2 separate regions of the Homo sapiens genome follow, and region 1 is linked to region 2. Evidence: chromatin contacts called from ENCODE Hi-C or POLR2A ChIA-PET data. All regions are on one chromosome and are shown on one strand. Each heading gives the region's core, a stretch centred on a gene start or an enhancer-like site at or near the end of the contact. The rest is flanking DNA. Distances are from core to core; before and after follow the strand shown.

Region 1 (3,593 bases), core at 1,004-3,503, 280 kb after region 2:
ATTTCCTAAAATATCACCATTACTTAAAACAATTCAAGAGCAGCCTACTCTTCCAAAATAAATTGCTTTATACAAGTTGAGATTCAATAAGTTAGTAACTGAATGAGCTGAGTGAGGTGGTGTGCACTTGTAGTCCCAGTTACTCAGGAGGCTGAGGTGCAAAGATCACGTGAGCTTATGAGTTTGAGTCCAGCCTGAATATAGCAAGACCTGTCTAAAACAACAACAACAACAACAACAACCACCCAAAAAAACAAAAACAAACAAAAAAACCAGTAACAATATATGAATGCCTTTTAATATAATAAGTTAATATATAAATGTAATGATTACAGTTAAATTTGGAGGGACTGTCTGAGTCACAGTTGGCTGTTACTTGTAAGTATTCAGGAGCTATGGTGAAAAAGGGTGGCAAGCTCTAGGCTTTTTGTAAATCTACTTGGGTCCTTGACCTAGTCCAACTGTTAGTCTCTGGAATGCTTTTCAAGCCACTGGGCTATGCCTCTGTTCCCTGTCTCAAGAAGCTTTCTCTGGCCTGTGTAATGATCTGATTCCAAAAGAGTGAACAAGATGGCACTGAAGCATTGAGATAGTAGCCATCCAATGCTCTGCACCCCTTTGGCAGCTTACTGTCAGTTGTACTGTAGACCTGATGGCTTCCAGGACACACATGCAGGTGTTATAGTAAGTTATTCAGGGGAAACAGAAGAGTGACATTCTCAACTAGTGAAGGGCCTTTTGGTCCAAAGATATGGTATAAGCCAGGCACAGTGGCTCACACCTGTAATCCCAGCACTTTGAGAGGCCAAGGTGTGTGGATCACCTGAGGCCAGGAGTTCAAGACCAGCCTGGCTAATATGGTGAAACCCCATCTCTACTAAAATACAAAGTTAACTGGGCATGGCGCTGGGCGCCTGTAATCCCAGCTACTTGGGAGGCTGGGGCAGGAGAATGGCTTGAACCTGGGAGGCGGAGGTTGCAGTGAGCCGAGATCGTGCCATTGCACTCCAGCCTGGGTGACAAGAGCAAAACTCCATCTCAAAAACAAAACAAAACAACAAAAAAGATATGGTGTAAACTACTTTGGAACTCAAAAGGTGTTTTTCCCCCACTATGGAAATGAATTTGAAGGGTGGTTCAGTTCTGAGGCTGGCCTAGATATAGCTGACCAATATACTCTGCAACAAGGAAGGCCTGTCTGTTCAGATCCTTCTTGGCATTCCTGTGGAGCAACCCTTCTTCCTGGATACAGGACAGTCAAGGCAGGTCAGATAATGTCTTTATGGCCAGCTCTTATACAGAAAGTAATGGGGAGCTTAGAGGAATTTTTCCAGGTTTTATGACTGGCTTTGGTAGAGAGGGGTTCTAGTTTCTCTGACCAGACTCAGGAAAAGGGAATTTAATTTCTATGGCTTATCTCGCTGGAGGAAGAGCATGGGAGACAGGAAGGCAAGGGAAGGTCAGAGAGAGACTTTGCTTCTAAAGCTGCTTCTGAGGCCTTCCAAATTATGTTATTTCAAAGTGTTCAGCATGCCAAAGCACCATATTTTGGGGTATCATTTTCTGAACCCCAATAGCTGACAGAGGCTCAAGTGTGATTTATTTAAATTTCAAGGTAACTCAGACTACTCATCTTCACATTCATGTCTTCATTCTTCACACAAATAATCATCTAAGGTTATTCTGTAACATCCAAATCCAAGTTGTCTCTCCTTTGTTAGAGTTCTTTTATTCTCTAATTTTTTTCTGGATTTCAAGATAACAACCATTTGTTATCTTTGGTTGATAACAGAAGTTTGTTATGTAAACAAATGCTATCAACCATTTGTTCACCTAGCAAACTTTTGTTAAGACCTGCAAAGGAACAAGCACCATAAAAGCACCAGGGTTAAGATACTTGCACATATTATTTCAATATACTCTTCATCATTTTAGTACATTTATATAACATACTGCAATTGCTAACGCATATGCACATGCTTTACTTCTAAATCACATTTTAGATAATTTCTTTCTGTGCAAGTTCTTGTAGACCTAATCCAAAGTATACTTACTCACTCTTTGGCTTCAAATAATATAACTTGTCTGCTTTTTAACCATTTTTCTTTCCGAATATCCCACTGAAAGCTGATCTAACATTGGGCCTATGGACCTTGGCCCTGCCTGAATTCTCTTGAGGGCCAAGGGCCCTCCAGCATCACAGACTGTCTGAGACAAAATAATTCATTTGTGCTAGCCCAGGGGGAAATATGAATCACTTGGGTGAAGGTCAGAATCATCACACACACAAAAAAAGACCCAGATGACTCAGCATTTTGTATTATAGAATGCACAAAAATGAAAATCCACTTGATCTGTGTCTTGTTTTTTTTTCCAGGGCATAATACAACAATTAGAAACCAGAAAATCTACTTAGACTGTAGGCCCTAGAGTGATTCCTTATAGTTTTAATTATTCATAATCTATAAAATTATACCTGATATTTGTAGCTAAGTGTATTAGTTGGTTCTCACATTGCTATGAAGAAATACCCGAGACTGGGTAATTTATAAAGAAAAGAGGTTTAATTGACTCACAGCTCCGCATGGCTGGGGAGGCCTCAGGAAACTTACAATCATGGCAGAAGGGGAAGCACAAACATCTTTCTTCAGATGATGGCAGAAAGGAGAAGAGCCAAGCAAAAGGGGGGAAAGTCCCTTATAAAACCATCAGATCTTGTGAGAACTCACTCATTATCATGAGAACAGCAGTATGGGGGTAACCATCTTCATGATTCAGTTACTTCCCATGGGGTCTCTTCACAACATGTGGGGATTATGGAAACTGCAATTCAAGATGGCATTAGCAAACCAGATTGCTAAGTAATCACCGTTTTTCACCAGGTGACAATTTCTACCAAAAACCTATAATAAAACATTAAGCTAAAAAGAAAAGTGAACTCATCATTTCACAAGCTATGCCTTAAAAGTCTTACAAAATGTTTACTTGCTTGTGTATTAGAGTCAGAGACTATTTATGGCAGAGATTTTGTATATTAGCAAAAGAAAAATAAAATTATTAACATGCTTTTTAGAGTAAGAAATGTATGACTTGCAGTTTAATGCAATGTTAATAAATATGACACTGCTCATCTCATAAAAGTAATGCTCTGGTTTTTACTTTTCCATAAAGCTGAGTCATATATTTTAAATAGGATGTCAAAATAACAATTTCCTTCAAAGAATTTCCTTGTTTCTTTAAATGGAGAGGAAAAATGGTGTTAAAATGTAAGAGCCCCATGACATTCAATGCTTTGAAGAATATGGTAAGACAGGCTATCTTATATACTTTTATATACTTTCAATAGGAGTGTAAATTGGTGCAAAATTCCTAAAAATCAATTTGGCGTTATGTATCAGAAGTCTTAAATATATTTATATTCTTTGGTCATTTATCAGTTTCTAATAATCTGAACTAAAAAATAAGAACATGGCTTAACACAAACATACAAAGATATTCAACACAGCCTTATATATAATAGTGAAAACTTGAGAACGTACTAAGTGTTCCCCCAAAAAAGTTAAATAAATTATATTATACAATGTATAACATAA
Region 2 (3,480 bases), core at 298-2,797:
AAATATATATGTATATATATTTTTTATTATATATCATATTTTGTAATATATAAATATACATTTATATTTACATAAAATTTTTTGAAACTCTGGGACCTGCCCTTCAAGAGCTGTATTTATCATATAACTTGTTTGAGGGGGCCTCTTGAAGCACCATTGCATAACTCTGTGGGTATACATACTCCAGTTCCTGAATGACAGCCAAATATTTAGGAAGAGGGTGTTTTTAATATAGTACTCTTCGAATAATATAGAACTCTTTGAAGATAGAAACTTGTACACAGAGTGACTACTAGGTTCCCAAGGATGATTTCAAACCAAGGATGATTTCAAAATCAATTGGATTTAAGTCTACTCCTTCAATTTCCCCAGCAGAGGCACCTCTATCCCTCAGAATTATCCCAACTCCTAGGATGTGAGGAGTGAACACTCAACTGCTATAGGGTAGGGCAAAAGGTAGCAAAAGGTCAAGGACAGGTAGATGCTTTAAATAGACAACCATTTAAATGTCTATCCAAATGGACAACCCAACAGATAGAAGAAATTAACTAGTTCGCTGCTGAATTAAATAAGCTCTAAGTCCTAAGCTCTATGTCTCCTATTCCTACAGTAGACACTAATATATTCAATGTACTTTTGTCAGTGAGCCTGGCAAAAATATGGCACTTATTAAATTATTCAGTTTTGAGCTGGAAGAAATCTTAAGGCTAATTTAGTGCAGCCTCCCTCATTCTACAGTTGAAAGAACTGAATCTCTATAAACGTAAGTTGCTTGCTGAAGATAACATGGATTTAGAACTGGGCTGGACCCTTTTATTCCCAATTGAATGTTCTTTTTACAGTGACAAGGCAAGCTGTCATGGAAAGAGAAGCTTTAAAATGGTACACACAAGTGCATCACTTTTCTGGCCTTGTGACCTTGGGCAAGTTTCTAATCCCTTTGAGCACCAGTTGTCTCATCTGTAGAGTGCGAATGATCATAATCTTCAATGGATTCTTCCAGGGACTTAAAGAAGTAATGCTTGCAAAGGAACTAGCACAATGCCCAGCATATGGAATTTGCCTATGAAAATACTTTTGTTCTCCAATTTCCAGCCCTTCTTGTTGGGTTGTTTGCCAAGTCCTCCTGCTGATACTGCACCCATGGTATTAGGAACAAGAGTGGACTTTCCCCTCCTCTTTATAAATTATACAACAGAGAAAGGGGGAGGGGAATGCAGTGAAATATTAACAGTTGAGGAACTGGATGAGAGGAGCCTGGGAGATCTTTGTACTTGCAAATGTTCTGTTTAAGCTTGAAACCATTTCAAAATGAATTATTTTTCCATGGAAAAATAAAATGGACACCTCCACATGTTGCTTTCTTCCATTCCAAAGCCCAATTGCATAGCAACTGGACTGAGGTTTTCAACCCCAACGTGTAATGTAAACTACATATTAGTAAGCTCACCCTTCCAATCCTCTGTTCTAGAGGAAGTAGGGCTTGTGATTCCCCTTTCATTTGTTGAACACATAACACAAAGAGGAACTGTTCTCAGGCTCAAGTCACGGGCTGGAACTCAGAAGTGCTTTGGTTTAAATGATGAATGCATGGTCACCCATGTTTAACCACCAATTGAGAGGAGGTCACATGCTAAATCAGAAAAGTCCCAATGAAGGGGAAAGTAATTGAGAGTCTTTTGTACCCAAAATAGTACAAATAGGTTCCAGCTGAGAAGGAACTCAAATTAGTTTTCCTTTCACAGAGCTTTAATGCTGTATTTTTCAACATGATTTGGAAGACACCTATACCAACAAGTGTTATCATATACACATTCTTCTTTATCTGATAAAGCACCAAGATCCTGGTCAAACCATAAGTTTGGTAAGCAGAAATGGCCCCTACCTACATTGTCTTTAACTACACGGAAAGCCCTTCATGTTTTGAGGTGTAAATAATCTGTAGACAGTTTCTACAAGGAAAAGAGGAATAATAATAATATTGTCTTAACAAGGATCTTTTCAGATCAGAGTAGAAATGCTAGCATAAATCCAAAGCAACTTACCCTCACCTAAATCTCAGCATAAAACTCATTCATTCACTCGCTTATTTAGTATTTCTTGAATTCCTCTTCATTGCCATTTACGCTAGATGGTGATTAGGGGATATTATGGAGAGTAAACCAGATGTGGTCTCTGCTTTCACTGACCACAACCTAGTGGGGAAGACAGGCATGAACAAGAAATCATAATGAGTGGTATGAGTTCTCAGGCAGATGATGTGGGGAAACACACAGGAGGGGCACTCAGCTCAGTCTAGTGGGGCAGGGGGGCTTCCCAGAGGTAGTTACATCAAAGCTGAGATCCAACGTTCAAGTTAGAAGTAATCAGCCAAGAATGTTTCCCAAGCAGAAGAATGACATGTGTCATTATCTGAAGATTAGAAATCCCAAAAGGCTGAAGTGTGGAGTGCAGGAAGGTTGAGGTAAGGAGGAAAAATGAGACCAGGAGGAGGTTTCACATGGCACATGTTGAATGTTAAACAGCACATACTCCCTCCGAGGGAAGACCTTTACCATGGAGTTTGCAGGGCTGTTTCCCTGGCCTTCTTTCTGAGACCCAATTTTCCCTTGGGAGATAAGATGACCTGGGTAAAGTGGACTTTGGACAAATGTGTTCTGTAGGCATGTTTTCTTTTGTGTCTTCTCTCTCCCTTATTCCAGTCCCTTTCTTCAATTCTGGTGTTATAGCAGAAATAATTAACATTTATGGTATGTGCCTGGTACCACCAACTCTCAAAATAACCCTAAGGGATATTATTATTATTCCTATTTTACGATAAGCAAACTTGGGCTCATGTACTAACTTTCCCAAGGTCATAGTACTAATAAATGGCAGCACTGATATGAGAACCCAGTGTTACCTGAATTCAAAGCTCATCCTCCTAATTATCCTGGTACCCAACCTCAAGTCATGTAGTTGGCATCCCATTCCCTGCAAAGCCTTTCTCTCAGTTATCTATCAGCTAGTTAATTAAATGAAGTCATTATGGGCTGGGCACACAAAAGATATTCAAAGTGCTGATGACTGCAGTATCAACTGATAGAGTTAGCTACATTAACCATGGTGTTTAAATAGGGACTTCTCTAAGACTAAAAATACCTTTAGGGCTGAAAGCCATGAAACTCTTCCTATGAGAAGATGAGTGGCGTTGATAGATGGAGTTGTAACCATGGCAGCCCCTTAAGTCATACCATGGAAACAACTGAGTGCTTTCCTGCTTGTTGCTATACTACTTGCTCTTAGGTGATGCATCTGAGGTCTTAACAGAAACCCATCCCACACCACCCCTTTCTTCCCCTGTCACATGAATCAGAGTGTTACACAGAGGAGAAAAATTAGGCCCTTTCCTAAACTGCACCTATAATAGCAACTACAGAAGTAGGAATTTCCACCACGGTCAAAAGGGAAATTTAGAACACTCTCATGCCAAAAATGTTC

Evidence for each region. Hi-C counts contacts between places; a loop is a spot of excess contacts on that map. ChIA-PET counts read pairs that join two places held with the same protein, here RNA polymerase II (POLR2A). Pooled maps may share reads with other maps.
Region 1: a pooled map shows a loop between it and region 2 (4-fold over the local background). The contact joins two enhancer-like sites. A Hi-C loop is called at or near these places in 1 of 37 single-sample maps with no recorded cell type and 2 of 50 pooled maps. POLR2A ChIA-PET finds 5 or more read pairs at or near these places in 4 of 52 experiments (Caco-2, OCI-LY7, Panc1 and 1 more).

The regions. Positions count from the first base shown.
Region 1 is chr11:110,309,723-110,313,315 of GRCh38, forward strand. No RefSeq gene overlaps it. Among named protein-coding and RNA genes, the nearest start is that of RDX, 15 kb to the left of the region's middle. Within about 2 kb of position 2,254, at least 2 of the 41 ENCODE cell types and tissues checked have a DNase peak (open chromatin) inside an H3K27ac peak, as active enhancers do.
Region 2 is chr11:110,025,837-110,029,316 of GRCh38, forward strand. No RefSeq gene overlaps it. Among named protein-coding and RNA genes, the nearest start is that of ZC3H12C, 66 kb to the right of the region's middle. RefSeq lists an enhancer at 1,693-1,852 and a silencer at 2,163-2,242. Within about 2 kb of position 1,548, at least 4 of the 41 ENCODE cell types and tissues checked have a DNase peak (open chromatin) inside an H3K27ac peak, as active enhancers do.